2 separate regions of the Homo sapiens genome follow, and region 2 is linked to region 1. A link is a loop called in an ENCODE intact Hi-C map of the cell type or tissue named here. Cell type or tissue: PC-3. All regions are shown on one strand. Links, peaks and the distances in the headings refer to the core of each region. The heading gives the core; the rest is flanking DNA. Region 1 has its middle 25 kb from the start of SOSTDC1. Region 2 overlaps LOC105375168 (a long non-coding RNA gene).

Region 1 (16,317 bases), core at 10,850-13,349:
TGCCTCGACCTCCCAAAGTGCTGAGATTATAGGCTTGAGCCACCATATCCAGACTATTCCATTTACTGAATCAAATTTCATAGCTTTCTGTATATCGTATGTACATCTTTTTATCGTATATACATCGTAAGTTTAATCACAGCTATTTTGTGTTTTAGCTTGCTGCTGAATTCAGATTTTCTTACATTACATATTCCAAATGTTTGTTGAACTGCTTTTGAACTCAATAATTGACTTTCTACTGACCACAGTAATAATATTTTTAATACTTTTTCAGTTATCTCAATGTTTAGTGGTAATCACATCATCTGTCAATAATAATAACTTTGTTCTTTCCTTTTCAATATTTATATTTTTGTTTCTCTCATATATTGTTATTTATCCCTTTGGTTAAAGTTTTCCATCAATGTTAAAATCTATCAGCAATGATGGGTTATCTTATGTTGTTCCTGACTTAACTTGGAATGATTCTAGTATTTCATTTAAACTTTGATGTCATAGTTGTGTTTCAAATAGACTTTTTAATTACCTCTCTTCCCTTGATAATTTAAATTACACCTAAGCAAAGATCTTTGTGTATAAATATTTGTATTTATTTTCCTTAAAATGGATGTAATGATGCTTGATACATGGTGCCAAACTGTTTTCAGTGCTTGCTGTACACATATACCTGCAGTGTGTAAGTCCCACTCTTATCAGCATTTAGCATTGCCAGTGTGAAAACATCCCAGAATTTTAGTTGATAAAAATTTGGGGGCTTGGTGAGATGGCTCAGGCCTGTAATCTCAGCACTTTTGGAGGATGAGGACAGAGGATTGCTTGAGCCCAGGAATTCAAAACCAGCCTGGGCAACATAGTGACACCATATTTCTACAAAAACATACAGAAATTAGCTGGGCATAGTGGCGCATGCCTGTAGCCCCAGCTAAACAAGAGGCTGACGTGGGAGCATCGATTGAGCCTGGGAGGTTGAGGCTGCAGTGAGCCGTGATCACTCCACTGAACTCTTGCCTGGTTAACAGAGTGAGACACTATCTCAAAAAAAATAAAAATAAAAAAATAAATAAATAATAGATAAGAAATGTTGTATGTTTAGATTTTCATTTATTTGCTCATTATTGTATTTGGCTAGTTTTTCACTTACTGATTAGCTATTTGTATTTCCTCTGCAAATTCACTATTATTTTAATTTCACATTTTGATTTCTCTGTGAGTTCTAAAAACTTGATAGAGAATTACTTCTTGATTATTGTATGTGCTCATTTTAACACATTTGTGAATAATGCCAAGCTGTTCTTCAGAAATACCAAAATAGACAGTCTTCAGCCACATGTGAAAGTGCTCATTTGTTTCAACCACCCCAAAACTGAGAATATTTTTTAACTGAGTTGCCAGTTGAGTAGGTGAAGAGTACATATGTTAAATATTTAATTTTCATCTCTGAGATTGTTAATGAATGGGATCATTTTTCATGTTTATCATGAGTTTTTTTTCTTTCTTATTTGCCTCTTCATCTTTAAATCATATTTATTCTTTCTCTGGATGTGTAAAAGGTCTTTGCCTATGAGTTATTAATGCTTTATCATAAATAGAAAATAATTTTTCAGTTTGATTTGCTGCTTAATTATGCTTATAAAATTTTTTGTTGGTTTGTTATATTGAGTATGCTGGTGCCCACCCCTAGTCCTCCAGTCCAGTCTCACCTCTTATTCCAGCCACTGCTGTAATGTTCAGCTTCCTCCTGGCTTTGCCTGGTTTCGGTTGGGTGCAATCTGAGTGCATCTGCTTAAGCCCCCTGTCCCAAGCCTCCTGCTTTCTGCTCTGGGGTTTATCTCACCCCACAGTAGGATATCTCCCAAAATTCACTTGTACTCATTGGTGCAACCTGAAAATATGGAGGAATCAACATCCTTTGGTCACTGCCACTATTGACTATTAAGGCCTGGGAACAATGGAGCTTCTTCTTTATTTCTTCAAGTGGATCTTCTGAGTCTTCGCAGAACATCTTAGGGCTAGAGTAACCTGACGCACAGAGGGTGGCCAACTGAACAATGCATCCTTTTGTTAACTTTTTCTGCTAACCTATCTCCCTCCTTCGGTGACTCACTCCTGCTGTCTGGGATCATATTTCTAAATAAACTACTCACACATAAACCTTTGTCTTAGACTTTGCTTTGAGGCTTAGTTGTGTATCCTTTTTACATATAAGGTTTGTCTATGTCTCTGTGTGGGCATGGGTATGTATGATCACATATCTCAATCATGCATTTTATGGTTTCTGACTATAGTTTCACAGGTATAAGGCTTTCTCTGTCACCAGGGTCAGATAAATATGTATGTACATTTTAATTCTTTTGGTATAGAGTACAAGGTCATGATCTGTTTTGTTATATTTCCCAAACGATTAAGCAAGATTAAAATAAAGCCTATTGAACATCTGGCCTTTTCTCACTGATTTTTGTCAGTTAACATTTCAGTTTCAGGAGAATTACAGATTTATAAGAGACTAATCTCCATTTTCCTACTCTTCTTCACACATGTTATGATTATGACTTAATTAGCCAAATATACGTAAATGTAAAGATCCACAGTAAAGGAGCAGACGCTTTTTCTTGGTTTACTAACTGGACTTAACAGCGACTGGTGACACTCCCTATAGAGGCCTGTCACAGCAGAGTAAATTGCCATTCCCATAAATGGGACTTGCCTTCCCATAAATCTTAAATAATTGGGGTTATATCCTAATTCCAGGAGAAGTAGCATCAGCAATGTAATTGCTTCAAATTATGGGTATTTTTAGGGGACACAAAATTATCTAGTTTTTTTATTTAGAAAAAATTAAGCAAACCTACTTATCAGCAAGGTGACAGCCACATGAGGATGGGGTATAGGAAACAGACAGTACACTAGTGTTCATGATTGGTGTCACTGCCTTAATCTTCCCAATATCTCATTAAATAAATAAATAAACCTGTTGCCCCACAATCCTGCACTAAATGTTTACGTGTACAGAAAGCTGTTTCTGGCCTTCACATCTGTGTCACTGAACTTTCAATCCACTCCTGTGATGGTACTACCAGAGATTTACTGAGGCTTTTAAAACATGTTTTAACACTGAACAGAACACATTAGAGAAATGCGAATCAAAACCACAATGAGATACCACCTCACACCAGTTAGAATGGCAATCATTGAAAAGTCAGGAAACAACGGATGTGGAGAAATAGGAATGCTTTTATACTGTTGGTGGGACTGTAAATTAGTTAAATCATTTGGAAGACAGTGTAGTGGTTCCTCAAGGATCTGGAACCAGAAATACCTTTTGAGCCAGCAATCCCATTATTGGGTATATACCCAAAGGATTATAAATCATTCTACAATAAAGACATATGCAGATGTATGTTTATTGCTGCACTATTTACAATAGCAGAGACTTGGAACCAACCCAAATGCCCATTAATGATAGACTGGATAAAGAAAATGTGGCACATATACACCATGGAATACTATGCAGCCATAAAAAACAATGAGTTCATGTCCTTTGCAGGGACATGGATGAAGCTGGAAACCATAATTCTCAGCAAACTAACACAGGAACAGAAAACCAAACAGCGCATGTTCTCACTTATAAGTGGGAGTTGAACAATGAGAACACATGGACACATGGAGGGGAAAATCACACACTGGGGCCTGTCAGGCAGTGGGGGGCAAGGGGAGGGAAAGCATTAGGACAAATACCTAATGCATGCAGGGCTTAAAACCTACATGACGGGCCTGGGTGCGGTGGCTCACGCCTGTAATACCAGGACTTTGGGAGGCAGAAGAGGGTGGATCACCTGAGGTCAGGAGTTCGAGACCAGCCGGGACAACATGGTGAAACCCTGTTTCTACGAAAAATACAAAAATTAGCTGGGGGTGGTGGTATGTGCCTGTAATCCCAGCTACTTGGGAGGCTGAGGCAGGAGAATTGCTTCAACCCAGGAGGTGGAGACTGCAGTGAGCCGAGATTGTGCCACTGCACTGGTCGACAGAGCAAGAGAGCAAGACTCCATCTCACAAAAAAAAAAAAAAAAAAACCAGGAACAACAAAAAACCTAGATGACAGGTTGATGGGTGCAGCAAACCACCATGGCACATGTACACCTATGTAACAAACCTGTACGTTCTGCACATGTATCCCAGAACTTAAAGTAAAATTAAAAAAAAAAAAAAAAGGAGAAAAGAAAAAAGAAACCAATGGACAGAACAAATCCCTTCTCAATATTTTCCTTTTTCAAAAATGTGTTGGCTCTTCTTGTTTACTGATCCCTCTTGTTGAACTTTAAAATCACGTTGTCAAGTTCACCCCAAAACGTGGTAGACACAGAGATGCACCCCCAGATGCCACGTCAAGGAAGGGCTTGTTGCCCAGCTGCTGGGAGCACATGGACAACTTCCAGCTGTTGACTCCTTCAGGGTCACGCACTTCCAATGCCACTTCCCTTGAGTAAATGTGCAAAGTGGTAGTGAAGAGAATCAGTCATTTCAGTAGACCTGGGATGACTCTGGTGGGCAACACCTGTTCCCAAGCTCCTTGCTGGTTTGGCCGAGGCTTTGCTGGGTCTGCATCTCAACTTCACTTTTCCTTCCGCTCAATCCTGTGACTTCCCCCTTCTTTACTCAGATGTCGATCTCTAATCAATGTCTTATATCCTAAATTCCACCTCCACCTCTTTCTTTGAAGAATTCAAACTGTGACAAATTTAAACAGTGCCAAACCTATCTATCTAAAAAGATACTTTCTTTTAATACTTAGTTTTTCCATTTAGAAATACAGTGTCTCTAAACGTATTCATCTTCTTTTACATTTCTTAGCAAACCTTGCTTTATATAAGTTTTACAGATTTGTTTGTTTATTTGTTTTTGAGACAGTCTTGCTCTGTCGCCCAGGCTGGAGTGCAGTGGCACAATCTTGGCTCACTGCATCCTCTGCCTCCCGGGTTCAAGGAATTCTGGTGCCTTAGCCTCCCGAGTAGCTGAGATTACAGGTGCCTGCCACTAGGCCCGGCTAATTTTTTTTTTTTTTTAAGTAGAGATGGAGTTTCGCCATGTTGACCAGGCTGGTCTCGAACTCCTGGCCTCAAGTGATCTGCCCACCTCAGCCTCCCAAAGTGGTGGGATTACAGGCATGAGCCATCGTGCCTGGCTGGTTTACAGATTTTTTAAAGAGTTTTCCTGGTTTTTTTATATTGGTTTTTATTGGTTTCTGCATTATAAATAGAACTCTTTCGTCATGTCATCCATGTGATCCATAATGTTATGTAATAAAACTTTTTTTTTTTTTTTTGAGACAGAGTCTCGCTCTGTCACCCAGGCTGGAGTGCAGTGGTGTGATCTCAGCTCACTGCAACCTCCGCCTCCCGGATTCAAGCAATTTTCCTGCCTCAGCCTCCCGAGTAGCTGGGACTACAGGCACGTGCCACCATGCCCGGCCCTTTTTTTTTTTTTCTTTAAGTAGAGACAGGGTTTCACTGTGTTAGCCAGGATGGTCTCGATCTCCTGACCTCATGATCCACCCGCCTCAGCCTCCTAAAGTGCTGAGATTACAGGCATGACCCACCGCACCTGTCCATAAAACATATTTTAACAGTAACTTCAGGGAATTCACTTACAAAATACGCTTATTTAAAATATTGTTTATATTTTTTTCTATCAAACTTTGTTTTTCTCTATTATAACTTTTGCCTGACATAATGAAATTATAAACCTCATATATCAAAGCGATTTCATTCCAGCTTTCTACATTCTGAGAGCAATTTCAATAACAATAGCAGCAATCTATTGAGTACCTCTAATGTACCGGGCAACAGCACATCAATGCTCTGGTGATATTATCTATAATCCTAGCAGCCACCCTGCAAGGCTGCATTATAAACGACACTTTTCAAAGAATGTGTGCACCTTACCCATTATCAACAGCTAGCAAGTTATTGAACCAGGAGTCAAACCTAGGGGAAAAAAATCTAAAGACACTTTTCACAGGCAACATAACCAAACTGTGCTTTCCCAAGTTCTCTTACACTTTTGTCACATATATCACACACACACACACACAAATGCCACGCGGAATTTCTGACTGCATATTCTTTGTATACCATTCAAACAAAAAGAAGCTTATATACTCAAAAGTTAAATTCCACCTTCACCTTACTCCCTTCCAAATACTCTTCCTTCTCCAGGGGTAGCAACTATGAATAATTTTTATAGAACATGTAAAGAAAGTCAACTTCATTCTCCTTAAGTTCTATATTGTATCTCATAATGTATCTGTGCTGTATTTATTTAATTAGCACCCTAATGGATATTTGGATTGTATGTAGTTTTTAACAATATTGAAACTTTGTAACTTTTCTTAACTAAAAAACCTACTTCGAGTATTTTAATTATAAAAATAATATATTGCTCACTGAGTTGGCGAAAATAAATATTGAACCAAATAAAAGAGGCTGTGAGTTTGCTTTTGCCAAATTTGTTTCTGTCTCTTTAAACAGACTTTGTATTTAGTAGGAAATTCTCAGAGTTTCTAGGCATGAGGAATTACAGAGAATTCCCAATTATGTATCCTATTGGTTATATCATTAGGAATGGAGAATATTGAGGTCCAATATACATGATCACACTGACATTTTGCTTGGTAGTCTTTTTATAGCCCAAATTATTTAAATCCCAAAACAAAATATATTTATTGTAGAAAAATAGAAAAGGCAAATAAGTAAAATACTTTAAATCACTAAGTAACTACTGTTAAAACTTTGGCTAGAGATCTTTTAATAAATCTTATACATTATGTATAGATACATGAATTGTTTACATATCCTATGTAAGATCATGTAATTTGTATTAACCATTTTTTAACTTTATGCAATAATATGTCTTGAGATCTTTGTGCAAATCATGATTAATTTAAGTGGAAAATGAAACCTTGTGTTCTCTTTTTCAAGAAAACTGGGATGCCACTTCCATAGCTGATAAAGTACAAGCAGAGTGGAATGTTTAAGCTAATGTTTCTCGTTCTTTTATTTTTTTCCTATCTCTATGTAAACACTTCAGCCTAGCCTCAAGCCTCCATGTCCTTACTTGTATTAAAATTGGACTCTACCATAATTGTACTTCATTTTAATGGACATCCAACTTTTATTTGCCACAAATTCCATCGAATCATGTTTCTTCTTATGTATGTTCTCTAGCATATATTTGCATACTCTTGAGCAATTTGTTGATTTGTCAAACACTTCAGTATCTTGTGACTGCTTTCTAAAAGCCTGTAAGGTTTCTTTAGTAGTAGTGATGGCTTGAAACTTCTATGTCAGAAGTTGTTCCAAACTTAATCACTCCTCTATAATTGTCTAATTTTAGTGCAAATTAAAGAGACGCATAAATCACTTTTCTTAACTCACAATTTCCACCTGTGGTTACACACAGCTTGCCTTGTACAGTTGTGCATGCAGTACACTGAACAAGTCTAGGGGTTACCGTTTATACTGCAGAGATAGATAGATACATACCTACATATACATGCATACATACATACATCTTTCCAGTAGATAGCAAAGAAATGCCTCATTGTAATAAAAGCAGGTTCCTATGACAATTTTCAAACCGATGATAAGGGGCACATTTTTCTAATCTGCATGGTAACAGATTGAAGAGATCAGTTGTAGTGAGCAGATCTCATACTATCCGGGAAAGGACAGTTTGGCTTTATGATCACAAGTCTGAGAAAGAAGTATATTTGCTATGTATCACACTCTTTTATTTTGATTATGCTCTGCCTCATTTTGTTGCAGTTGTTTGCAGTCTCCACCACATATGGGACTGCAGCAACCGCAATACTAAACATGTAATATTCCCCTTCAGGGGGCTTGAGTGCCAGCCAGGTGGTCCTGAAGGCCAGAACTGAACTAGGCAAGGTCTTGATACCTCAGGCAATTGGGGTGCCAAAACCAAGGAGAGTTGAAGCAAATTACTTTGTAAGAAAGGTCTTTAACTATTATAACTCATACAAATACACATACAGACACCCACACACATATATATACATGCATGTATGTATATATGTAAACAAAATATTCTCATCTTACACTAATTTATTTCACTACAAAATTAACTAATCTTTACCATATTTTTGTCCCTAAAGACATTCTATCGTGGGAATTTAATGGTTTAGAATGAAGGTTTAGCTGTATGCAACGCAAAACCAGAATCACAGTGACTTGTTTAAGGTTAATTTTTATTCTCTTGACTTGAGTAACACAATCTGAATTGCAGACATCACTTGTGCTAACATATCGTTGGACTTAAAATTTAGTCACATTAAAAAAAAATAATCTAGCCCCACAGCCACAGCTAGCTGTAAGAATGTCTGGAAAATGTAGTCTTTGTTCTGGGCCACCATGAACCCAGCTGAATATTTTACTGCTAAGGACAAAGGGAAGAATGAGTGAACTCTGCCCCAGGCTGTGCTCAATAACCTCATGATTCAGTCCAGAAAAGAATCCTAACAACCACTTCTCTAGTGGAAGCTTCTTGCTTTTTTCCTTAAAATAGTTGATCTAATCCTTTTATAATGCTTCTCAAAATTGAATTGAAAACGCAAGTAACTCAAAATGGGAAATCAAGTTTTGTGAAGTTTCTTTACTTGAATCTATTAGCTATCATGACTTGGTCCAACATATTCATTAGAATGGTCCAAAAGTCATCATTCAAATAAATATTTATTGAGCAATAAGTTGCTTACATGAATTCTGAAAAACATATCCAAAAAAAGTAACAAGACTCTCAATATTCATTTATCTATACATATAATTTCATCCAAATCATCTGAATCAATAAATATTAAGGAAGAAATAGAAGCCAATTTACCAATGTTATTTCTATCATGAAAATAATTATGTATTTCTGACTTGTGTAATTTAAATTTTCTTATAAGATTCAGAATGTAAGGCCTTTACTTTTACAAACAAAAATAAAACAAAAAAGATAGATGAATATACGAACAATCTTATAGCCAGGAAATTTTTCACGTAAGTCATTTGGATAACGTCTGATAAAGTGAAACATGTTTTTCGTGAGAATAAACCTGTCTTTAAAGATAGAGAACAATAAGAATAATACAAAGTTAAAATAGAATAAAAAAAGAGTTTGAAATGAACTTCAGAAATTCATAACACACTGTCTATCATAGGGAATTTATACATTCGCCCCCAGTTATTTGAGGAAAGGCCTTTCTTGATATTGTTGGATCCATCAGTGTGCGTTGAAGGTGAATATTGATGATAGGTCACAAGAAAAGGTTCTCAGGAACTGAGTGACAAAGTATAGCTCTCTACCAAATTCACTTTATGGGATAACGTAGACGGCTTAAGCTTTTGTGAATTTTGCCGATAGGCATTTTAAAATTCTGGATCATGATAATACAACACGCTGTATCAGATGACTTTCATCCTGAGGCTCTTTATGCCTAACAGGACAACGACAAATTAATATACAGTATATATTTCTTCCACGTAGTCTCACGAAGCCTGTACATATTTCTTTAAGCAGAATAAATATGTGCATTTTCGGACACTAGCATTTACTTTTTGGGCAAGACATATTCAGACAGTAAATATATGCCTTTCTTGGTTAAAAATGAAATCTTCCAAGGCATACCCCAACCAGATTGTGCTGAATGTGATAATTTGCACACTGAGTGTATCCGCCCCCATTCCTTACTGCCCATTTGCATATAACATTTACTGACCCATGAGCACAGCATTCCAGTAAACCCACAATGTATGGGAGTTCAGTGAGGCTCAAAGTACAAAGTAAACGTGTAATGTCTGTTACTCAGTAAGTAGGATGGCAGTGGGGGGAAGCTGACACTTTGCTTTTTAAACCCGAAGTTACTTCCAACAGAGAAAACAATACCATGTCTTTCTAAGAAACACTAACAATCATATCATATCTTTTCTTCCTGTGTTACCAACCACTTACACTGAAAATGATGACACAGAAGGAAATGGAAAGACTGGGCAAGTCTAGCTACTTTTCTTTGTAGTTCTTCCTTTCTCACCAGTATGCCAAAGGCAGAGAGTGTTGGCAGAATGAGCATATATATCAAGAAGTGAAATGAAAGCAGTTAGGTTAGTTTTGTACAGTGTTTACACTCTCCTTGTAAGAACAAAATGCATACGCACATACAAGCTATAATCTATGAATTGTGGTAATTTCTGTAATTCTGTATGTAATTAAATGTTTTTATATTTCCATTTAAAACTGACATATCATCTTTAAAACTGATATAAAGAAAAATGATAAAATTCATACTCGAATTTTTTAATTTAAAAATTCATAAATTTAAAATTTTTCTTTACTTAGAACAACATGAAATGGCAAGAAAAAACACTCGTGAAAAGTTGAGAAAGGCTGCAGAAGAAAGGAAAGAGCTTTATATTTTAGTACCTTCAATGGAAGTATTCTACTTGAACAAGTGGACTCATATTTTCATTTTGCACTGGGCCCCACAGTGTATGTAGTTCTTGTGTGGGCTCCACTGTCTCTGTCACTGCAGCCTCTACAATATGACTTAGGCATTGTCCTTTTTATGTCATTGCTAAGTCTGACTCTCTGTCCCTCCTACCCCTAGGATTTATAAGTCACCTGGTTCCTTTGACAAATTCTTTTTCTGCTTAATCTAGCTGGGGTGGGTTCTATTTTTTGCAGTTAAGCACACCGATTGATAATAAAAATAACTAAAATTTATAGATTATTACTGTATGATAGTACATATTCCCATAATGGTGAAGTATACACTATTATCTATAATTTACAGACAAGAAAACCTAGGGTTAAAATCAAATAAATTGTCTGAGTTGAATAGCTAATGCATTCAGGGCCAGGATTCAAACCCAAGAAATCTAACTCCAACTCCGTGTGGAGCCGTGTTTATGTTAATGTTTGTCCTCCTAAACATTGTTGATCCCTATGGCAAGAATTTTACTAAGTTCTAAATAGGCACAGTGCCACCTAAACAAATAGCCATTGTTACAATCCGAGACAGTAAATGTTTAAGTATTGTTGCTGAAAACATAATTCTTAGGGAAGATCCAATAAACTGCCTTTTCTGAGAACCACTTTGGTGGTGATAGAGAATGTTCAATGGCTTTTACATTTCGGGGAGTTGCTGTCCCTGGGTTTCATTTCCCTGGATTTTACCTTTCTGAATTTTACAAGATTTTGCCAGCACATGATAACATTGATTAGAAAAGGCAGACAAAGTGAGAAAGTTAGATAGCTTGAAACAGGAATAATCACCTTTTTTTTTTCTGTTTATCAGAGGTGCTAAAATAGCTTTCCCAACAAGTCTTTTTCATGCTGCTTATGCTATGGTTGCCCTATGGAAGTTCACATAGATATCCTGGCAGGATAAAAATTTTGCAATTACAACTGATTCTTGAGAGTTCTTCCCAAATAAATGAGGGACCATAAAGGTTGAGATTGATGGAATGTGGGAGCTTGAACAATACTTACCTGTACATCATTTTGCCATGAGTCCCTCAGTCTGTGAAAATTAAATCATTCTGACTTAGGGACGCATGTCATTTTAGTTTTTAATGTTTTCAAATTTTGCTGATAAAAGGTAACAGAGACACGGTACTTTTTTAAAAGCATGCAATTTACTATTTTTTTAAAAAAAAAGTTATGTAGGCTAAACTGTGTGCAAGTTAAAACATTACAACCATAAAGGTGAGGATCACAGGACAAATATTTCTCTACCAGCTATGAGTGGGATGCTGCCTTTGTGATTTATTCTAAAATAACAAAACAGTCTGAAACAATGAAGTGTTTCTCTACGCTTCATGAATATATATTAATTCAGTTCATGACAGAACAAGTCATTGGCTGCCTCTGCCAAACAGCCAAGAGGGAATGATTGATTATTTTATGCAGAACCTCACAGGGTCTAAAGGTACTTGAAATCTGTGGTAGACGAAATGCAAAATACTGCCAAAAAATGAATGTAACTCTTGAATATTATCACAATATTTATATTGATGACCAGAAGTACTTGAGAATTAATAATCACAAACTCCCCAAATCTACTACAGATATCCATATAAAAACTATGTTTTCATTACTTCCTTAAACAAAACTATTATTGCCTTTAAAGTATATACACACTAGAAAATAGATTTGATTAGCTTCAGTTGCTCACTTCATACACGCTAGTGGTTTACTGTTTTCATGAGAAAATGTTTTTACCATAAGCTAATATGAGCAAACAGCTTATTTTGTTTACAGTCAAATATGGAAAATGGCCCTTCCCAAAAAGTAAATTGACTTAACGTTTTTATTTACTTAGAATCTGAAATCATATCTTTGTGTAATTAGGTAACCATTTATTACTAAACTCATTTTTCAAATTTCTGGCTACTTAAAATTATTTTAGGGGAATGAGATTGCTGACACTTGCCTCTATCCACAAATATATTGTCTTATTTTGGCCCCTAAACATAGATCTCATGATACGAAATGAGATTTATTTAAAGGGCATTCACAGGAAGCAGGAGTGGAGGACCGGGGAGGTTAAGAAGGCAACAGGCCAGCACAGGCATGCACTATGGCAGTGGCTGCTGTAGGCAGCAGGGGTGAGGCTGCTAGAACCTCTGAGAAACAGCATGCCCACACTCTCTACTTGAGGAACAGCTACTGTCCTCCCTCAGTGCATGCAGGGTTCCCTGGGCACAATTACTCCCTCACACTGCAGGGCTGATGAGGCCCCTATGCCTTCAGAAAAAGCTCTGGCTAGTAGTGCCAGTAAAATACAAAACCAGATTCAATTCGGATTTTATGTTTATTTTATTTTTTTGGAGACGGAGTCTCACTCTGTCACCCAGGCTGGAGTGCAGTGGTGCGATCTCAGCTCACCGCAACCTCTGTCTCCCGGGTTCAAGCAATTCTCCTGCCTCAGCCTCCCAAGTAGCTGGGACTACAGGCGTGCACCACCACCTGGCTAATTTTTGAATTTTTAATAGAGATGGGGTTTTGCCATGTTGGCCAGGCTGGTCTAGAACTCCCGCCTCGGCCTCCCAAAGTGCTGGGATTACCGGCATGAGCCACCATGCCTGGCCTGAATTAGGATTTTAGATAGCACTCCTGGCACGTGCTTGAGGCGGGGTGCTGTCAGCATGAGTTCGAGCTTGCCCAGACCTTGCTGCCCCTGTTGTAGCTAAAATCAGAGGTGGCCTGAAGGGAGGTGAAGCAGGGAACCAAAAGCATCTGCTGCCCATGGGTATTCTTTATTTTAAATAAAGAATAAATCTACCACCTACACCAGTCAGAACACCACACATATTCATCCTTATGCATCTTCATTTTTCTAGTCAGCACTTCTATTGTTAGTAATAGTTCTCCACACAATCTCCTCATAATAATCTTTTCATTTGATTCTGTATAGTGCCAGCTTTGCTTAAGCAAATTATATCACAGGTTACTTACCTTTTGAATTCTCTCAAGTCCTCATAGGTTTGTTTGTGCTATTTTCTTGTCACGCTGTGATCACAGATGCTTCATGCACTACCAGAGTATGTTAGTCCAGGCCCTCTAAGAAGCAGGTTCCAAGACAGGACTAGCTGTGCAAGAGATTTATTAAGGCAATGTATTAGTCCATTTTCATACTGCTATGAAGAAATACCCAAGACTGGGTAATTTATAAGGAAAAAGAAGTTTAATGCACTCACAGTTCCACATGGCTGGGGAAGCCTCACAATCATGGCAGAAGGTGAAGTAGGAGCAAAGGCACATTTTACAGGGTGGCAGGCAAGAAACCATGTGCAGGGGAACTGCCCTTTATAAAACCATCAGATCTCATGAGACTTACTCACTAGCACAAGAACACCATGGGAAAAACCCACCCCCATGATTCAGTTGCCTTCCACTGGGTCCTTCCCATGACCTGTGGGGCTCATGGAACTACAATTCAAGATGAGCTTTGGATGGAGACACAGCCAAACTATATCAGACAACATCTCCTCCTTTGTGGAGGGGATGGGAAGGGGCAGGGGAGTGGGGACTGGTCAAACCAGGATGCAGCCTGATCACAGGTAAATGAGAGAGGAAAGGAAAAGGGAGGGTAGAAGTGTCATTTTTATTGTTGTTTTAGTTTAAAATATTTAATTGACAAATAAAAATTATATATATTCAAGGTGTGCAACATGATGATTTGATATGTATACACATTATATAATGATTGCTACAGTCAAATTAATTAACATTTCTGTTACCACCTATAGTTACCATTTGTGTGTGTGTGTGTGTGTGTAGAGAACACTTAAAATCTACTCTTATCACATTTCAAGTACACAATACAGTATTATTAGATATAGTCACTGTGCTGTACGCTAGATCTCCAGAACTTGTTCATCTGAGAGATGAGCAGAGCCATGGGGGAATCCACCTTCGCAGGAGTCCAGCAGCCTGCAGGAACTGTGCTGGGTAAGTGACCCTACCACTCCATCACTGGCTAGGAACCACTTATGGGAAGCATGGCCTCCATGCAGACAGGTATGGAGTTCGTAGTACCACAGCTGGGCTCCTCGCAGTCCCAGATCTGTGAGGCTCACTTTCATGGCTGGCCACTAGACAAGAACTTTCACCAGGAGAGACAGAAAAACACGCCTGCTAAACATACACTCATTAATGGACCGAGTACCCTGTTTAGAGATAATTTTGAAAATGCTTAAGGCACATATTCATGAAATTTAAGCAACTATGATATCTGATTTGTAAAGATATTTTGGAGCAGGGAAATTTTATAACATTTTTTCAAATCACAGCTGCTTAGACATCAGCTTATTTCAACAGCTCCTTAGTTTTCTTGCAGTGAACTGATGAGATATAGTAACAGCTACTTCGTAGGGCCACTATAAGAATCATATGAAGATAATGCAGGTAAAGCTCTTAGCATAATGCTGCCAAATAGTAAAAGTTCAATTAATAATACCTATTATTGAACTACCATTAAAAACTAATATTAATATTAAGCTATTGTTGAACTACCATTAAGTTTAATCAATATTAGCTACTGTTGAACTACCATTAAAAACTAATGTTACATGTATCCATATAAAAATCACCTATTTTCTGTATGAATCCTGGCTCTGCATTCCTGAGGAAACACACATCTCCTTTCCCATTGCTAAAAAAAAAAAAAAAAAAAATACTGAAAGGAACAGGTCACCAAGTTTGATCTTTTTAGTTAAAATGACAGATCTCTGCAGTCATGAATGTGCAACTCTCAATCTATCAATTCTGTTTTGTCATCTGCTGCTGCCAAATAATTCACCCCTAAAACTTAGTGGCTTAAAACAACAAGCACTCATTATGTCTCAAGTTTCTGCTGGTCAAGAACTCTGAAAGGGCTCTTGTGTCAAGTTCTCACTTGGAGTCGCTCATGTAGGTGCAGTCAGACGTTAACTGGTCTTGCAGTCATCTGAAGGCTTGATTGGTTCAAGAAGCTCCATTTCAAGGGTGGCTCACTCATTAGGCTGGCAAGTTTATTGGAGGCCTCAGATGCTCTGCACAGAGCTGTTTGAGTGTCTTTTCAGCATGATTGCCAGCTTTCTCCAGAGCAAGTGATTTAAGAAACAAAGGTGAAAGTTGCAATGACTTATATGACCTAATGTCAGAAGAAACACACCATCACTTCCATTGTATTCTGCTAGTCACACAGAGTTAGCACACAAGGCTATGAATACTGGGAGGCAAAGATCATTGGGGCCATCTTGCATTTAATGTATATATTAATATATTCTACAGAATATAGATACATATAGTATCCAGAAGAAACTATGTTGTGATTATAAGAGTGCTGATTGCACTGGAGAATACAGACAAGAACCATCTTTCAACAGAGCTCAACTAAGCCTTAGTTTTTCACTTGTATACACAGGCAACTGCCACCTTGTGATCTGCCTTACTCTTTTAGGAAAGGTATAAAGCAAAGGCTAGAAATAGGCAGCTTTCAAGCAGAATTCAGCCTAAAGTCAGATTCAACTTGGCCTAATCAGTGCATTTAATGAGTAATGAATATGTAATCAAATGCCTTTAGAATAGTATTGGGTTCTTTACTTTGCCACCACCCTCTGCAGTCTTAAATTCTACAACTTGTATATTATCTGCCTAAGCCCTAAAGGCACTTGCAATCTCTGCCTTAAAGAAACTGAGGGCCAGGTGCAGTGGCTCACACCTGTAATCCCAGCACTTTGGGAGGCTGAGGTGGGTGGATCATTTGAGGTC
Region 2 (16,317 bases), core at 7,917-10,416, 56 kb before region 1:
TTGTAAAGACTCTCTCACTCCAACTTCTTATGTCTTTTCACCTCTCCTACCACTTATCCTTGAAAGAATTCAAGATCTTGACAAGTGATTAAAAAGAAAATCAGAAACTTCCCCCTTTGTCAAATCTTCCTTAGTAATTATTCTCTCTTAACTTCATAAAAATATATGGTTATTAACTGCTATAGTACAATAACAAAACTATACATGAAACTAACCAACACTGGTCTTGGGCAAGTTATCAAATTTCATTATGCTTGTCTTGGTTCTCCTGGCCTCTTGCCTTTCTATAGTCTTTTTATTTTTCCTCACTACCTCCTGAATTGGGTATCTCACTATCAGCTCTGCTGAACCGGAATTCACTTGTGTCTTTCATCTACGAACTTAATCCTGCTAGTCCTGACCAGGACAGGCAGCTTCACTTTGTGAATGGGCCGAATCTTGCATTTGTCTCATTGCCTAGAAAACTGTCTTACTATTCATGGGGTGTACCCACCACTTGCAACCTTTTTCCCAAACTTAACCTCATTGACCCGGGTCTTATAACTGGCTCCTTCTTGGGATTTCACATCTCTTTAGCATGAAGTAAAACACAACCCCGGTTTGACTGACTAGGCTTGAGTCATCAGAGGGCTGACTTCTGATTAATTGGCCGAAGAACTGCTATGAAAGGATTAATCACATACAAACAGGTTGTCACCCCTTGACTGGCTTTAATTGTTATTCTTGTGACTTCTGATGCCTGGGTCTCCCTGGGATGCTCTACAGCCTGGCCTTGGCTTACTTCCCATCCCCACCAGCCAGTGCTGCTAAGATCTGAGCTTGCTCATGTTATGACCCTAAGGCCCTCCTGTCCCTACTTAATCTGGCTGTCAAGAAAAATCTAATCTTTTCATTTATCTTCAAGAATAAGTAGTTATAGTTGTTTGAGACGTCTCCACTTTAGTAAATATCAGAACCATAATTGCTATGATTTGAATATGTTCCTTAAAGTTGATGTGTTGAAAACTTAATTGCCATTGCAGCAGTATTAAAAGGTTAGGCCTTTAAAAGTTCATTAGGTAATGAAGGCTTTGCCCTCATGAATGAATTAATGCCATCATCATGAGAGTGGGCTCCTGATAAAATAATGAAAATTTGGCCCCCATTCCTTTTCTGTCTTACGTGCTTACTTCTGCCTTTTGCCCTGCTGCTATGCAGTAACAATCAACCAGATGCTGTTACTGTGTTCTTGGACTTCCTAGCCTCCAGAACTGTGAGCCATATAAACTTCTATTCTTTATAAATTACCAAACCTGTACTACTCTGTTATAACAGCAGAAATGCACTAAGACTATAATCTAAAGGCTTGATATTCTAACCCTGGAAATTTCCAAGGCCTGGGAATAATGGCAAGAAGTCAAGAAATATACCTTACACATGAGCCAGTGAAAGACTCATCTTGAAAATAACTCATACCTTATATTTGAGGGGATGATCAAGGGTAAATATGCTCTGTAACTGATAAATCAGTTAAGTTGTGGAGAATAAAAACTATAACATTTACAACTTTTTTCAATTGTCTATTGCTGTATAAAAAACCGTTTCAAAACTTAGCAGCTTAAAACAACACCATCTTATTGCTCACAGTTTTATGGATCCAGATTTTAAGCAGCACTAAAGGAAGCAGCTCATCTCTCTTTCACATGGGGTTGGCTAAGGTAGTTCAAATGAAGCTAAAGGAGGATCCAAAATGGACTCCTTTATAGGTTGGGGTCCTTGGTGTTGGATATTGCCTGGGGCACCTTAGTTCTCTTCCACATGGTATTTTTCTCCAGCAGGATAGCCTGATCTTCTTTATATAGTGAATGGTTTCTTTAAAAAACAAACAAACAGATTCTGCCAACGCCTCTTAAATTTCATGCCCCAAACTAGCACAGTGTCAAATCTGTGTCATTCTGTTGGTCAAAGGAAGTCACAAGTCCAGACAGAATTCAAGAAGAGGGAAAGTAGCTGCACATCATGATGAAAGGAATTTTTACAGAAAATGAAGGAATTATTAATGGCCATCTTTGCAGACAATCTTCAACAGGCATTGAGGTGGTTAATTTTATGTGTCAACTTCACTAAGCACAGGATGCTCAGATAGCTGGGTGAGCATTATTTCTGGGTGTGTCTGTGAGGGTGTTTCCAGAAGAGATTAGCATTTGAATTTGTAAGCTGAGTAAAGCAGATAGTCCTCTCCAATATCGTGGGCATCATCTAATGTGTGGAGGGCTTGAATAGAACAAAAAAGTGGAAGAAGGTTGAATTGCCTCTCTGTTTGACAGCTTAAGTTTTACATTAATCTTCTCCTAACATAGGTCCTCCTGATTCTCAGGCCTTCAGACACAGACTGGAATCTAAAGCATTGGCTCTCGGGCTATCCACCCTTCAGACTACAGGACCAGCTTTCCTGGGTCTCCAGTTTGCAATCAACCTACCCTGGGACTTTTCAGCCTCCATAATTGCCTGAGCCAATACTTTATAATAAATATATATCTTCTTATTGGTGCAGTTTCTCTAGAGAACCCTGACTAACATAGGCACCAAACATCCATTTTAATAATCCACTTGTCTTTAGATCACAGCAATATCTACTCAAGAGGTACAGACTCCATTGATTTCTGGCCACAGGAGGGCAGAAGAGTCAATAGGTTATTATTTGGCCTTCCAGGAGAGGGAGATGTCAAAGAAATTCAGAGTGATCTGTATGGCTGTATCTGCTCTTTGGGATCATTTATTTCTACAGGCTGTTCACTTTTAAGGTACCAATAGCTGTCAAAAACCCTCCTTTGCCATCATAAAATCCCAAAACTAGGGTTGAAATATTGGCAAAGAGAGTATATGTTTAAGAAATTGTTTCTGATACGGATGACCCTGCTTTTATATATCCCAAGTGATATACAAAGAACTGATTTTCAAGATGTGACAACATTTAGGTCTCACTTATAAGTGAAGCTCTCCTTAGGACCATACTGTATGGATTAACACTTTATTATTAGAAGGAGAAATGGTAGCAGTGAGAAATTCTTCATATTTGTAATTTTTTCCATTTTTAATTTCAACCACACATATTAAATGTAACTTTAATCAGAGTTAAAACCATGTCACATGATGATCTTAATTTACAAGTCAACAAAACTACAAATATGAAGAAATATTTGCAATAACAGATTAAAAGCAATTAATTTCTTTGAAAGTCAATGAAAAAAATTTTTTTTTCTTTTTTGGAGATGGAATCTCACTCTGTTGCCCAGGCTGGAGTGCAGTGGTGCGATCTCAGCTCACTGCAACCTCCACCTCCCGGGTTCAAGCGATTCTCCTGCCTCAGCCTCCTGAGTAGCTGGGATTACAGGCACACACCACAATGCCTGACTAATTTTTTGTATTTGTAGTAGAGACGGGGTTTCACCGTGTTAGCCAGGATGGTCTCCATCTCCTGACCTCGTGATCCACCCACCTCAGCCTCCTAAAGTGCTGGGATTACGGGCATGAGCTACCACACCCAGCCCCAATGAACAATAGAAGGTGATTTTTATTACCTCAAAGCTGAAAGTTATAAGCTCTGAGTATTATAATTTTTTGTGGCCATCTACTTTAAGAGAGAGAAATGTCTACAAAATGATATGAGCTTTTTTTCCTCTACCTACAGTTGTATACTGAGCAAAGCAGGAATTTCTGAACATTAAAACTACGCTATGTTGGAAAGGGAGCCAAAAAGCTCGATATCTACTAGAGATGTACAAACTTTCTTTAACAGAAGTCACCTGCTTATCAGTTTTTGATAAATAACCCACTGGCAGTAACAATAGGAGAAAAACAATGTATTTTGCCTAATGTTCTATCATGTGGACATGGTGTCCCACTTCAACGACTTGTTTATCTGAGTTAGACCTCTCATTTGAAATCATGGGTGCCATATTTGAACTGTTAATTGCTTCTTCATATCTTGGGACTGGAACTGGATTAAGAGTCCTATCTTATAGGAGACTTCTCCCTGCTTACAAATCCTCTGAAGAGCATAAGTAAATGTGTCGGCCAGAAATAATGGAAGAAACCATCAACAAATGGGGGGAAATCAGATAGAGTCATGGTGTCACTTTCACTTTTGCCATTGCCTGCTGTATTCCAGCTTCTGATTCCACTGCAAATGGAAGCAAAGAAAGCTCATATAGTAATAACAGCAACTAAGGCAACAGTAGTTTTACGTTGATAAGCTAGAGATTTTGAAAGTAAGAGGCTGGCACATAAACTAGATTAGTAGTTCTCAGCTAGGCTACACATCAGAATCATCTGTGGGGTTTTTACAGCTGCAGATGCTAAATCAGAATCCAAGACAGGAAAGTGAAAGTGCTTATTCCAATGAAGACCTTTGTTGATAGTCACCATACTAGATTATCTACAAAGCTGGAAAACCTGGTCTAATTTAACAATTTCTAATTGATGAAGGTGAACAGAGTGTGGTATAATGAACTGAGTACTGAATCAGGGAATAGGTCTAATTTTACTCTGTGAACAGACTTGTTGAATAATTTTAGCTTATTACATGTATCACATTTTAGGCACAGTATTATATGTGTACATCAATAATTCTTTCAGTTCACAATGCTTTGTGATACAAAGGTTATTCTTGCTCCTTTTTTACAGATGTGAAACCTGAAATTAGTGATTTGCCAAAGGAAATGATGAGCTGTGATCCCAGGTCTGTCTAACCTATACTTGTCTCCAAACGGTAGGACAGTGTTTCCGTTCTCTCCATAGTGAGATTCAGCCTCTTTAATGCCTCTTTTAGCAAAATATTACAATGAACTCTTCTCCAATGAACAGTGAGCAATGTCTCCTTGAGCAAACTTTCTTGGATGAATTGAGATGAGGCAACTGAAGAAGGCATTGAAAACTATAATATTCCTTAGAAATTAAGATTTCTTCTCATCTTGAATAATGGCTCTTACATCATCCTAAAGTATAAAATACTTTTTTTCTGAAAATACTTGTTTCTTCATTTTATTACCTTACTTCAACATTTTCCATTATTACAAAATGTTTATTTCAAAAATTGTCTCAAAAATTTTCCGACATAAGCCACCACAATTTTTCCTCAGTAGAAGTGTAATATAAATAAATTGAAATCAAGTTTTCTCTTCATTATAAAAATATTCCCCAAAATTGCATGGTAACTCAATTTTTAATCAAATTTGTTGTTGAATTTTGGAAAAGCTTTTTTAAAGTCTTAAAGTTCAATTAGTTTTTCAAAGAGCCCTAGTATAGCACAAAAACATCATTACTCTTATAAAAACTATATTTTTATTTCCCTAGTAATTTGCCCTGGCAGACTCGGGGGTCAAGGACCTGGTGTTGCAAAATTCCAGTAGTTACCATGTCCAGAAGATATACTGTAAATTGTGCTTCCAGAAGTTGGGTCATACAATGGTACAAATGGAAACTTTGATTTATTATTTTGTTGCTTCTTGTTAACTAATTTTAGAAGACTGAGAGTGGGGGTGTCCATGCTTTAGATCCTTCAAAGAAGGGATTAATGAAAATTTGTTGTTGCTTTTTGGTAAAAACTACTCATTGAGCTAACAGCTAAAAAACTGAATTTCAATATTACCATAAATTTGAAGACAAAATGTTTCCTTGTGGAGGAGGAGTTTGGGCAAAGTATAAATAAGTAATTAAAATTGTGCTCAACTAAAGAGTTTATTGTGGAGGGAAAAGTGATCTCGTGTTCATAAGTGGAAATTAAATGTTTTTATAGAGTGGTGCAGTTATTGCGACAGTGCAAATTATATTAATAGCTAATAGAGAATTCAAATAAAATGTTTCTAAATTATAAAGGCCTACCCCTTTTAATTGAGTTTTGTGTGATTGTCACATGAATGAAATAAAATCTAAGTGTTTCTCATTTTTTCTGCTGGAGCAGACATTCATTTGTTCAAAATGTTCTCACTTTTATCATTGGCATTCAAGCTTTTTGATGGTCAGGTTGTCCAAAAAGCTGAAAAGTGTAACCCAGAAACAGACTGGTAGGAGTGACTATGAAAACTTGCATCTCACTAGTGTTTAATAGAGACATTCATAATTGGAATCTGAAGATCAGATTTTTCTAGATTGCTGATTATCCACCCAAAGCTTAACAGACACCCAGAACTTGTTGCAAGTATACCTACTCACATTGACTGTCTTTCTTTTAATATTTGTTTAAAATTTATTGCCTATTATAACAGTGATCTCCAAAGAAAGATATGTATGCTTTCAAGTATATGCAAGATAATCCATTAGGCTACAGGAAGTAAGGAGTAAAGCTTCTATTTATATGTGCTTTGCATTTCATCCCTTTTAAACTTTTAAATTTTTTGAGTTTTGTTATGTATTTACCATTAGTGTTAAATACGTGTAGCACACACAGTAGCACATGCACACTACTTAAACTTTTTTAAAAATATACTGCTAGTACAGAGTCAAAATTTTCAGTAATGGAGATGCATGTCCAACAAAGTTTATAGCTAATATCCTATAGTTCTGTGCTCATTTTAGCTCTTAAGTAATGACTGAATCTTCCTGAACTCAGGCTATCTTTATGGTATTAGGTCAGTGAGGAGATCCCTCTGAGCTTTTGTTTCCTCATTACATACATTATATAAGATGTAGTGATGATTTATCATTCTTCTAAGAAGAGTTTTGTAAGAGATAAAGTGTGACTCAAATATGTATGGACACCTTGAGAGCAGAAAATAACTGAGTTTTGCATCACTTTCACAGTAGCCACCAAATAGATGTTTAATAAATATATGAATAGAGGAAAGAATGAGGGTCTATCTGTCATTAACATTCTTATGGGAAAGAGCAGGATGTGGTTATAAATGTAAATGATTATAAGTAGAACAAAGTAAGTCTTGTTTCATCCCTGGTGCTGTGATTTTTGAAAAACGTCATTCATTTTTGCCAAGCTCAGTTTCTTACTTAAATTGGGCATCATAATATTATTTTAATGTCCTACCTACACGACAGGGTTATTTTCAAAATAAAATGTATGTGAAAATCTGTCATGACCTCTAAAGAAAATGTAATGCTAACATTGGTTATTGTTTCTTATAGTTATATCATCTTCTCCTGCTGAATTGCACTTGATTGGAAGGGAGGGTCCCTCACTACCTTGAGCTTTTATTACATTCCCCTCAGTGTCTAATTGAGCTTTATATAGAATGAGATCTTTAAAAAAAAAAAAAAAAAGCTTATTAAGGAGTGGTGGGCACCTTCTGTTTTCAAAGCTGCCCTTCCTTTTCAGCAAAAGGTAGTAGTGTTTGAGGGGTTCCAACAAGTATCAACTTGTGTAGCCCTAAGCACTTTTTATCAATAAAAAGGCAAAGCATGAACTAGAGAGGATGCTTGATTTATACCTGTCTAGGCAATCAACCTGCCACCCACAGAAGTGTTGGAAATTTGGCAGTTAATCAGCAAGGCACTTTTTGTGCTTTATTCTTTACTGTTGATCCTTTGTTTGTTCCATAATGGTGTCCTTAGTCATTTTGTCCCATAATAAAAGCTCTGTGGAACTTTGTCCATACTCTACAGCATCTTCAGTGACAGAAGAGCGCCTACCAAATGCTTAGTGAATGCAGGAATTAACCCATTAAAAGTAAGGATATGTGTACTCATTCAAAAACTTGAGGGATTTACCCAACCCTTCTTTTAATTTAATTCAGTAAAAGTTTTCCCCAATTTCCTTCTTTTTCTGGAAAAAGAGTGAAAAAACTAGAGTTTGTGTTAAATTATTTTCCAAAGTTTTAAGCTTCTTCCTTATTCAGATTACATTGCAGTTTCTCTTCTGTGTCTGTATGTATGCACATTTGTTTTAAATGTATATAATAATAGACATCCTTTTGATTAAATCTCAGTCTTATTTATGTTCCTATTTTTCTGAGGACTGTAATTTTAGTTTGAGGAAAATAAAAAAAAATTACTGTGTGTTTGAGCATAAATACATCCATTCTCAAAGATGTGCCTTTCTTTGGACTAATTAGGCTTTTTTCCCAAATATATAACCCAAGAAAGTGTTTTACAAACAAACTAGAGAGGTTATAGAATGAATTTTAAAATTTAACCATTCAAGGTACCATTATATTTACTTTCAGAAATTGTGAATTTGAAGATTTGAAAATAATCACATTTCATGCACTATTTAAATTTGCTTTGCCTAAGACTCAAATTTTATGTGCATTTTTTTTCTCATTCTCCTAAATAGCACTTTTCTGAAGCAATTGATGATTATCTCCACAAGTCTTATAGGGTAAGAATACTGAGATGTCAGAGTTATATCCAGTTGCTCAATTGACCAAATAAGTTCCTTTTGCTTTTCTCACCCTGCCTGTCTCCTGGGGTTCACTTACAGAGGGGTCAATTGTCCAAAAGGCAAGGCGTAAGACATGGGGAGAGACAAAGTCCTAGCTAAAGAGAACTAGGAAATTAGATCCCCGATAGTCAAGAGTTGATATAAAAAAGCTCTTTTCACAAAGAACTTCCCATTATTGTCTCCTTGACAGACTGGAGAGTTCAATTTGTCAAGATCTGTTGAGTTGCATGCAGTTGATGTAACCTGACAGCTAGCAACATGTAGGGGTCTGGTGACCAAGCCAAGACATTCAGAAGCACAGACTAAGTAGAGATGACTCTTTTTCTAATCAACTGGAATTATATTTTTCAGAGGTTTCTCAGTCTGTTGCACATTAACAGCATGTGTTAAGCACATTTTGTGGTTTATAAAATTGTAATTATAGAAATGAATTCTTTTGGTCACAAATTAATTACAGGAAAAAGTAATGATGAAGGCTTAACTATTGATTCATTACATCTCTTAAGACTTCCGGGATATTTCACAGGCAGATTGATGTAGTTCAACCTCTTTTTGGATGGACAGCTAACTTGGGTTTAAGTAGAACTTAATTTAGATTCAATCTGTAAATATTCACTTATTACAACAATGCAGTGAGAATCTTTTTTTTAAAGCAGCACATTCTACTGTCATTATTAAATATATGCATAATATTCCCCAGAGGCTTAAGAGTATAGTCAGACACACAAACACACACACACACACACACACACACACACACACACACACACACACTTTCAACATTCTAAAAAAATAAAATAAAATAAGATTCATGCAATATTTGAATCTCAGCTACCAAAATTTAATTAATAAAATAAATTGAATGAAGCCAAAGTACCAGATTTCTAGATGTTCTTAATGTCACTTATCTCCATTATAAATCTTCAAATACTATTAGTACTTCCTTTGGGACAGAGTGGATGAAAAGGGAGAACAGATTGCTAGTAGAGTCAGGTGGTGCAACCATAAGCATGGTGGGCAGCATAATTACAGTTCTTAAAGAAAGTATATACAAGGAGCACTGCATAACTGTTACTGGAAAATCACATTGATCAACTGACCAGTCTACAACATCCTCCACTATAGATGGGGCACCTCCTTGGACAAATATCCTCAGTAAACAGAAGACAAATATCAGTTTTGAATCACCAAGGGTTCTACATATATTGACTTTGATTGCCAAACAAGGAATTATTTCCTTGTTTGTATTTTCCCCATTGTAAATACTTGAATAATATTTGCTACACTCTCTATTTCCTTCATTGCACTCATTACCATTTATTTATGTTCTTATTTGCTTATTTGTCTCCTACTCTAAGTGGTAAGATTGTCATTTTTCTTGGGGAGGGAGATACATTTTTATTGAATTATAATGTTCATACAGGAAAGTACACATATCACTAGTGTAGAACTCAGTGAATTTTTACAAATTGAACACATCTGTATAATTGGAGTCTACATTAAGAAATAGAAAACAAACAGCACCCCAGAAGTCTCCTGGTGCTATCTCATAAGTTGCTATATTCCAAAAATAAGCATTATCTGATTTTTAACAGCTAAAACTATTTTCACCTGTTCTTAGAATTAATATAAATGAAACCATACAGTACGTACTATTTTGTGTCTGGCTTCTTTTGTTCAACATAATGTTTAGGAGACTCATATTATTGGGGTAGTCATAGATCATTCATTCGTAATGCTCTGTGATATTACTGTGTATAAATATACCCCCAGTTACTTATCCATTCTATTGCTGATGTGCATTTGGGTAATTTCCAGTGAGAATTATTCCAAATAATTCTATAAATATATGTTCATTAAAAGGATTTGTTTTTGGTGAACATATGTATACATCTCTGTGGTGTGTATCAGCAGTGGAATTGTTGAGTCATAGAGTATGCGTATGTTCGCTTTCAGTAGATATGCCAAACCGTTTTCCAAAGTGGTAAAACCAATTTCCACTTTGCCGTCAGTGTATGTGTGAAGGATTATATCTATTTTCTTCACAATTGTATCTTCTGTACTTGTCATAGTGCTTAGTACATGGTAGGCACTCAAGAAGTCTTAGATGAATCAACTCAATTGATATGTCAACAGTGGCTAAATGACTATGGCCATTTCATTGATCTTTTCAAGCTTGTAAGGAGCCAAAACAACTTTATAGCCCAATTTACAATTTTGCCAGAATCTTCCCCTAGATAATTAGTACCTTGAAAAAAAGACTTCCTCACTGAAGCTTTTTTTGTACTCAAATGGCTTACTCAATGGAATAAGCAGTATTCATTTGATAACATAATAGAACATACATATGTTAGCACAGTAAGGCATTTTAACCTCAAATCTCCTTCCTCCTCATTATACAGCTGAGGATACAGAGGGCTGGGCACAGTGGCTCATGCCTGTAATCCTAGCACTTTGGGAGGCTGAGGTGGGTGGATCATTTGAGATCAGGAGTTTGAGACCAGCCTGGCCAACATGGTGAAACCCTGTCTCTACTAAAAATACAAAAACTAGCCGGGCATGGTGGTGAGCACCTGTAGTCTCAGCTACTCAGGAGACTGAGGCAGGAGAATTGCTTGACCCCATGCTGTTGTTGTGATAGTGAGTGAGTTCTCACAAGATCTGATGGTTTAAAAGTGTGTACCACTTCCCCCCGGCTCTCTCTCTCTCTCTCTCCTACTGCCATGTAAAGAAGGTGCTTCCCTTTGGCCTTCTGCCATGATAGTAAGTTTCCTGAGGCCTCCCAGTCATGCTTCCTGTTAAGCCTAAGTCTCAGGTAGTTCTTTATAGCAGTGTGAGAACAGCAGATTTAACACCAGGCAGATTTAACCCAGAGAAGACTACCTCAAGGCCTCTAATGATCAAACTCCTAAAGGTCAAAAATAAAGAAAGGATCCTACAAGCAACAAGAGAGAAGAAACAATATGCAATAGAGGTCCAATATGTCTGACAGCAGACTTTTCAGTGCTGTCTTGTAGCCCATTATTTTTAATTGGTGACAACTTAACACTGATTCCATAAACAAACAAACATGGATAAATAAAACTAATAAAAACTCTACACTTTAACTTCTTCCCTTTGCTTTTTAACTTTTTGTTGTTTCTCTTTATGTCTTATTATACTGTCTATGTCTTGGAAAACTATTTTAGTTTATTATTTTTGATTAGTTCATCATTTAGTCTTTCTACTGAAGTTTAGTAATTTACACACCACAGCTACAGTGTTATAATATTCTGTATTTTTCTGTGTGCTGACTATTACCAGTGAGTTTTGCACCTTCAGGAGACAGTGGCATGACATATTTAAAGTGCTGAAGGAAAAAAAATTGGAAACTAGAGTAGTATATCCAGTGAAAATATCCTTTAAGCATTAAGGAGAAATAAAGACCTTCTCAGACAAACAAAACCTGAGGGATTTCATCAATACCTGAACTATCCTACAAGGAATGCTGAAGAGACTTCTTCAGTGTGAAAGAAAAAGAAGTTAATGAGTAAGAAGATACAGAGAGAGAAATACATGAGGCAAAACTGATAAACTGCAACGAGATATAAATGAGATAAACTATTATCATTGGATATTTTAACACGCTTTTATCAGAAAAAAATCCAGCAGGTAGAAAATCAGTGAGGACATAGATGAACTTAATCCATTTATTGGACTGCTTCATCCAACAGCAGCAGCTTATACATTTTTCTCAAGCTTACATGAAAGATTCACCAATATAGACCAGATGGGGGGCCATAAAAAACACATTAACACATTTTTAAAAAATAGAAACCATAAAATTCTGCTCTCAGACCACAATGCAATTAAATTAGAAATGAATAACAGAAAGATAGCTGAAAAATCCCAAAATGTTGAAGATTAAACAAAATACTTCCAACACAAGTCATAGAAGAAATCTCAAGAGAACTTTAAAAATATTTCAAATTAAATGAAAATAAAAATATAACTTATCAAAATATGTGGGATGCAGTGAAAGGAGTGCTTAGAGGGAAATTTACAGCACTGAATGCATATTTTAGGGAAGACAAATTATCTAAAATGAATAATCTAACTTTCTGTCTTAGAAAACTAGAAAAGGAAGAGGAAATTAAATCCAAAGTAAGCAGAAGAAAAGAAATATTAGAAGTGAGGGCAGAAATCAATGAAATTGAAAACGGAAAATCAATAGAGAAAATCTACACAACCAAAAGCTTATATTTAAAGAAGATATTTTAACAGTTCTGTACAATCTCTTCTAGAATATAGAAGCAGAGAAAATACTTCCCAACTCATTCTATGATGCTAGCATTACCATAATATCAAAACCAGACAAACATATTATAAGAAAACTACAGACCAAATAGCTGTCATGAACATATATGCAAAAAATCTCAAAAAAATAGAAAATTGAATTCAACAATGTATAAGAAAATTTATATACCACAACCAAGTGGGATTTATCACACATATCCATGGCTTATTAAACATTTGAAAATCAATTAATATGATTCATCACATCAACAAGCGAAAAAAAACACGTGATCATATCAATAGATGCAGAAAAAGCATTTGACAAAATCCAACATTTATTTATGATAAAAACTCTCAGTAAACTAGGAGGAGAGGTGAGCTTCCCCAACTTGATTAAGAATATCTACAGAACACCTCCAGCTAACATAATATTTAATGGTGAGAAACTCAGCCTTCCCACCAAAACCAGGAACAAAACAAGGATGCCCCTTCTCACCACTTCTTTCAACATTATACTGAAAATACTAGCTAATGCAATGAGACAATAAAAAGAAATAAAAAGTATACAGATTGGGATGGAAGAAATAAAATTGTCTTTATTCATAGATAACATTGTCATCTATGTAGGAAATCTGAAAAAATGGAAAAAACACTTGCCTGAGGCCAGGTGCAGTGGCTCATGCCTGTAATCCCAACACTTTGGGAGGCCGAGGTGCATGGATCACCTGAGGTCAGGAGTTCGAGACCAGTCTGGCCAACATGGTGAAAACTTGTCTCTACTAAAAATACACAAAATTAGCCAGGTGTGGTGGCAGGCACCTGTAATCCCAGCTACAATCCCAGGTGTAATCCTCAGCAGGAGGCTTAAGCAGGAGAATCACTTGAACCCAGGAGGTGGAGGTTGCAGTGAGCCAAGATAGCACCACTGCACTTCAGCCTGGGCAACAAGAGCAAAACCTGAAACGCCCTCTCATAAAAAAAAAAAAAATCCCAACGAGTTATTTTGTGAATATTGACAGACTCATTCTAAGGCTTATATGGAAAGGCAAAAGATCTACAATAACCAACAAGATATTGAAGGAAAAGAACAAAATTGGAGGACTGACACTACCTTACTTCAGACTTACTATAAAGCTACAGTAATCAAGACGACATAGTATTGGTGAAAAAAATGGACAAATAGGTCAATGGAACAAAGTAGAGATCCCAGAAATAGAACTACGTAAATATAGTTGACTAATCCTTGACAAAAGAATAAAAGCAATAAAATGAAGCAAAGATAGTATTTTCAAAAAATTATGCTGGAACAACTGGACATCCACATGGACAAAAATGAATCTAGACACAAACCTTACACCCTTCATACAAATTAATTAAAAAATGTACCATAGACCTAAATACAAAATGAAAAAGTATAAAACTGCTAGACAATAATAACATAGGAGAAAACCTAGGAGAATTAGGGTATGGTAATGAATTTTCAGATGCAACATTAAAGGTATTATCCATAAAGAAATAACTGATAAACTAGAATTTGTTAAAATTAAATACTTCCTCTGATCTGTGAAAGAGAATTTCAAGAGAATGAGAAGACAAGTTACAGATGAGGAGATAGTTTTTTAAAACGATAAAGGGCTGTTATCCAAAATGTACAAAGAATTCTTAAAATTCAACAGTAAAAAACATAACAATTCCCCCTCCCCCCACAGAGTCTTTTTTTTTTTTTTTTTTGAGATGATATCTGGCTCTATTGCCCAGGCTGGAATGCAGTGGCACGATATCAGCTCACTGCAACCTCTACCTCATGGTCTCAGGCCATCCTCCCACCTCAGCCTCCCAGATAGCTGGGACTACAGGCACACACCATCATGCCTGGCTAATTTTTGTATTTTTTTGTAGAGACAAGGTTTTGCCATGTTGCCCAGGCTGGTCTCAAACTAATGAGCTCAAGCAATCCACCTGCATTCATCGCACAAAGTGCTGGGATTAGAGTCACAAGCCACCATGCCCAGTCAATGACTATTTTTAAAATGCCAAAATTAGATATCTGAATAGATAACTCACTAAAAAAGATATACAAATGCCAAATTGGCATATGAAAAAATATTTTGCAACATATATCATTTGGGAACTGCAAATTAAAAAAACACTGAGATACCACTACACATTATTAGAATGGGCAAAATCCAGAACACTGACAACACCAAATGCTGACAAGGATGTAGAACCACAGAAACTCCCATTCATTGCTGGTGGGATTGCAAAAATAGTACAACCACATTGGAAAACAGTTTGGCAGTTTCTTACAAAAGTAAACATACTTTTACCATAAAATCCATTAATCGCACTCCTTAGTATTTACACAAATGAACTGAAAACTTTGTTAACGCAAAGAGCTGCACATGGATATTTATAGTAGCTTTAATCATAATAACCAAAACTTGGAAGCAACCAAGGGGTCCTCAGTAGGCAAGTGAATAAATAAGCTGGCACAATAAAAGTACTTCAGTACTTAGTGCTGAAAAGAAATGAGGTACGAAGCTATGAAAATATGTGGGGGAGACAAATGCATATTACTCAGTGAAAGAAGCCAATTAAAAAATGCTACATACTTTATGTTTCCAATTATATGCTAAAAAGGCAAAAGCATGAATACAGTAAAAATATCAGTAGTTGCTAGGAGTTAGGTGGGACAGAGGGCTGAACAGGTAGCAAACAGAGGATTTTTAGGTAAGTGAAACTATTCCGTATGATACTAAAATTTTGGACACGTCATTATACATTTGCTAAAACCGATAGAATGTACAATACCAAGAGTGAATCCTCGTGTAAAGTGTGTCAATATAGTTTCAGCAGTTTCATTTATTGTAACAAATGTACCACTTTGGTGCAGGATGTTGATAGTAGGGGAGTTTTTTTGTTTTTTTGGTTTTTGTTTTGTTTTGTTTTGTGTGTGTGTGTAGGAGAAAGAGAATATAAGGGAACTATCTGTACTTTCCTCGTGATTTTGCTGTGAACCTAAAATTTCTCTTTAAAAAAATAAAGTTCATTAATTTTTTAAAATGCAAACAAACAAAAACCCAGGGCTGAGCAGGTTGTCTACATTCCTTAATGATAGAGCAATGCCATACTGGACCTCCAGTGAATGGCTTATTTGGTGCCTCCTCATGGTATCTAGCCAGCCTTACACTAAGCCAGTGGGCCTCACTTTGAAGTGTCATCAGAATCACTTGAAGGTGTTGTTAAAGCATATTTTTTTCAGAATCATTTTCTGATTCAGTGTGTCTGGAGAGGGACCACAGAATTTGAGTATTTAACAAGTTCTTACTTGAGACTGAGGCTTCTGATTTGGAAAGCACAGTTTGAGGACCACTGCTCTAAGTAATAGGGGATGCATTCTTTTCAATCCTAGTCCCCTTGTCTATGGGCAATGTCCTTCCTCAGAAAAGATTTTAAGAACTCAGACTTCATATAAGCACATTGTACGCTACCTCTACATCGTTTTCCTGTGGTTTTAACTAAGTTTTTCTTCTTGTGGATTATGCCTCCCCCTTCAGTATTAGGTTCAGGATTCTTAGTCTTTATAAATAAAACCAAAGTCAAAATATAATGCAATTGAAATAGAATATGTTTCTCTTCTATTTCATTCTATTTCTATTTTCAATTGAAAT

What was found. Hi-C counts contacts between places; a loop is a spot of excess contacts. Peaks named below come from ENCODE experiments on the same cell type or tissue, not always from the same donor. Only the 100,000 strongest peaks of a DNase experiment are listed, where the experiment ranks them.
Region 2: a loop joins it to region 1, with 5 times the contacts of the local background. A loop is called at or near these places in 4 of 110 quality-filtered maps.

The regions. Positions count from the first base shown.
Region 1 is chr7:16,482,862-16,499,178 of GRCh38, forward strand. No RefSeq gene overlaps it. Among named protein-coding and RNA genes, the nearest start is that of SOSTDC1, 25 kb to the left of the region's middle. In PC-3, for the core only: no CTCF peak of the experiment used is centred there; no DNase peak of the experiment used is centred there; H3K27ac peaks cover 1,124 bases.
Region 2 is chr7:16,429,668-16,445,984 of GRCh38, forward strand. It overlaps LOC105375168 (a long non-coding RNA gene), which reads left to right. Exons shown (of 5, transcript XR_007060223.1): 3 at 4,666-4,720. Among named protein-coding and RNA genes, the nearest start is that of CRPPA, 16 kb to the left of the region's middle. In PC-3, for the core only: no CTCF peak of the experiment used is centred there; no DNase peak of the experiment used is centred there.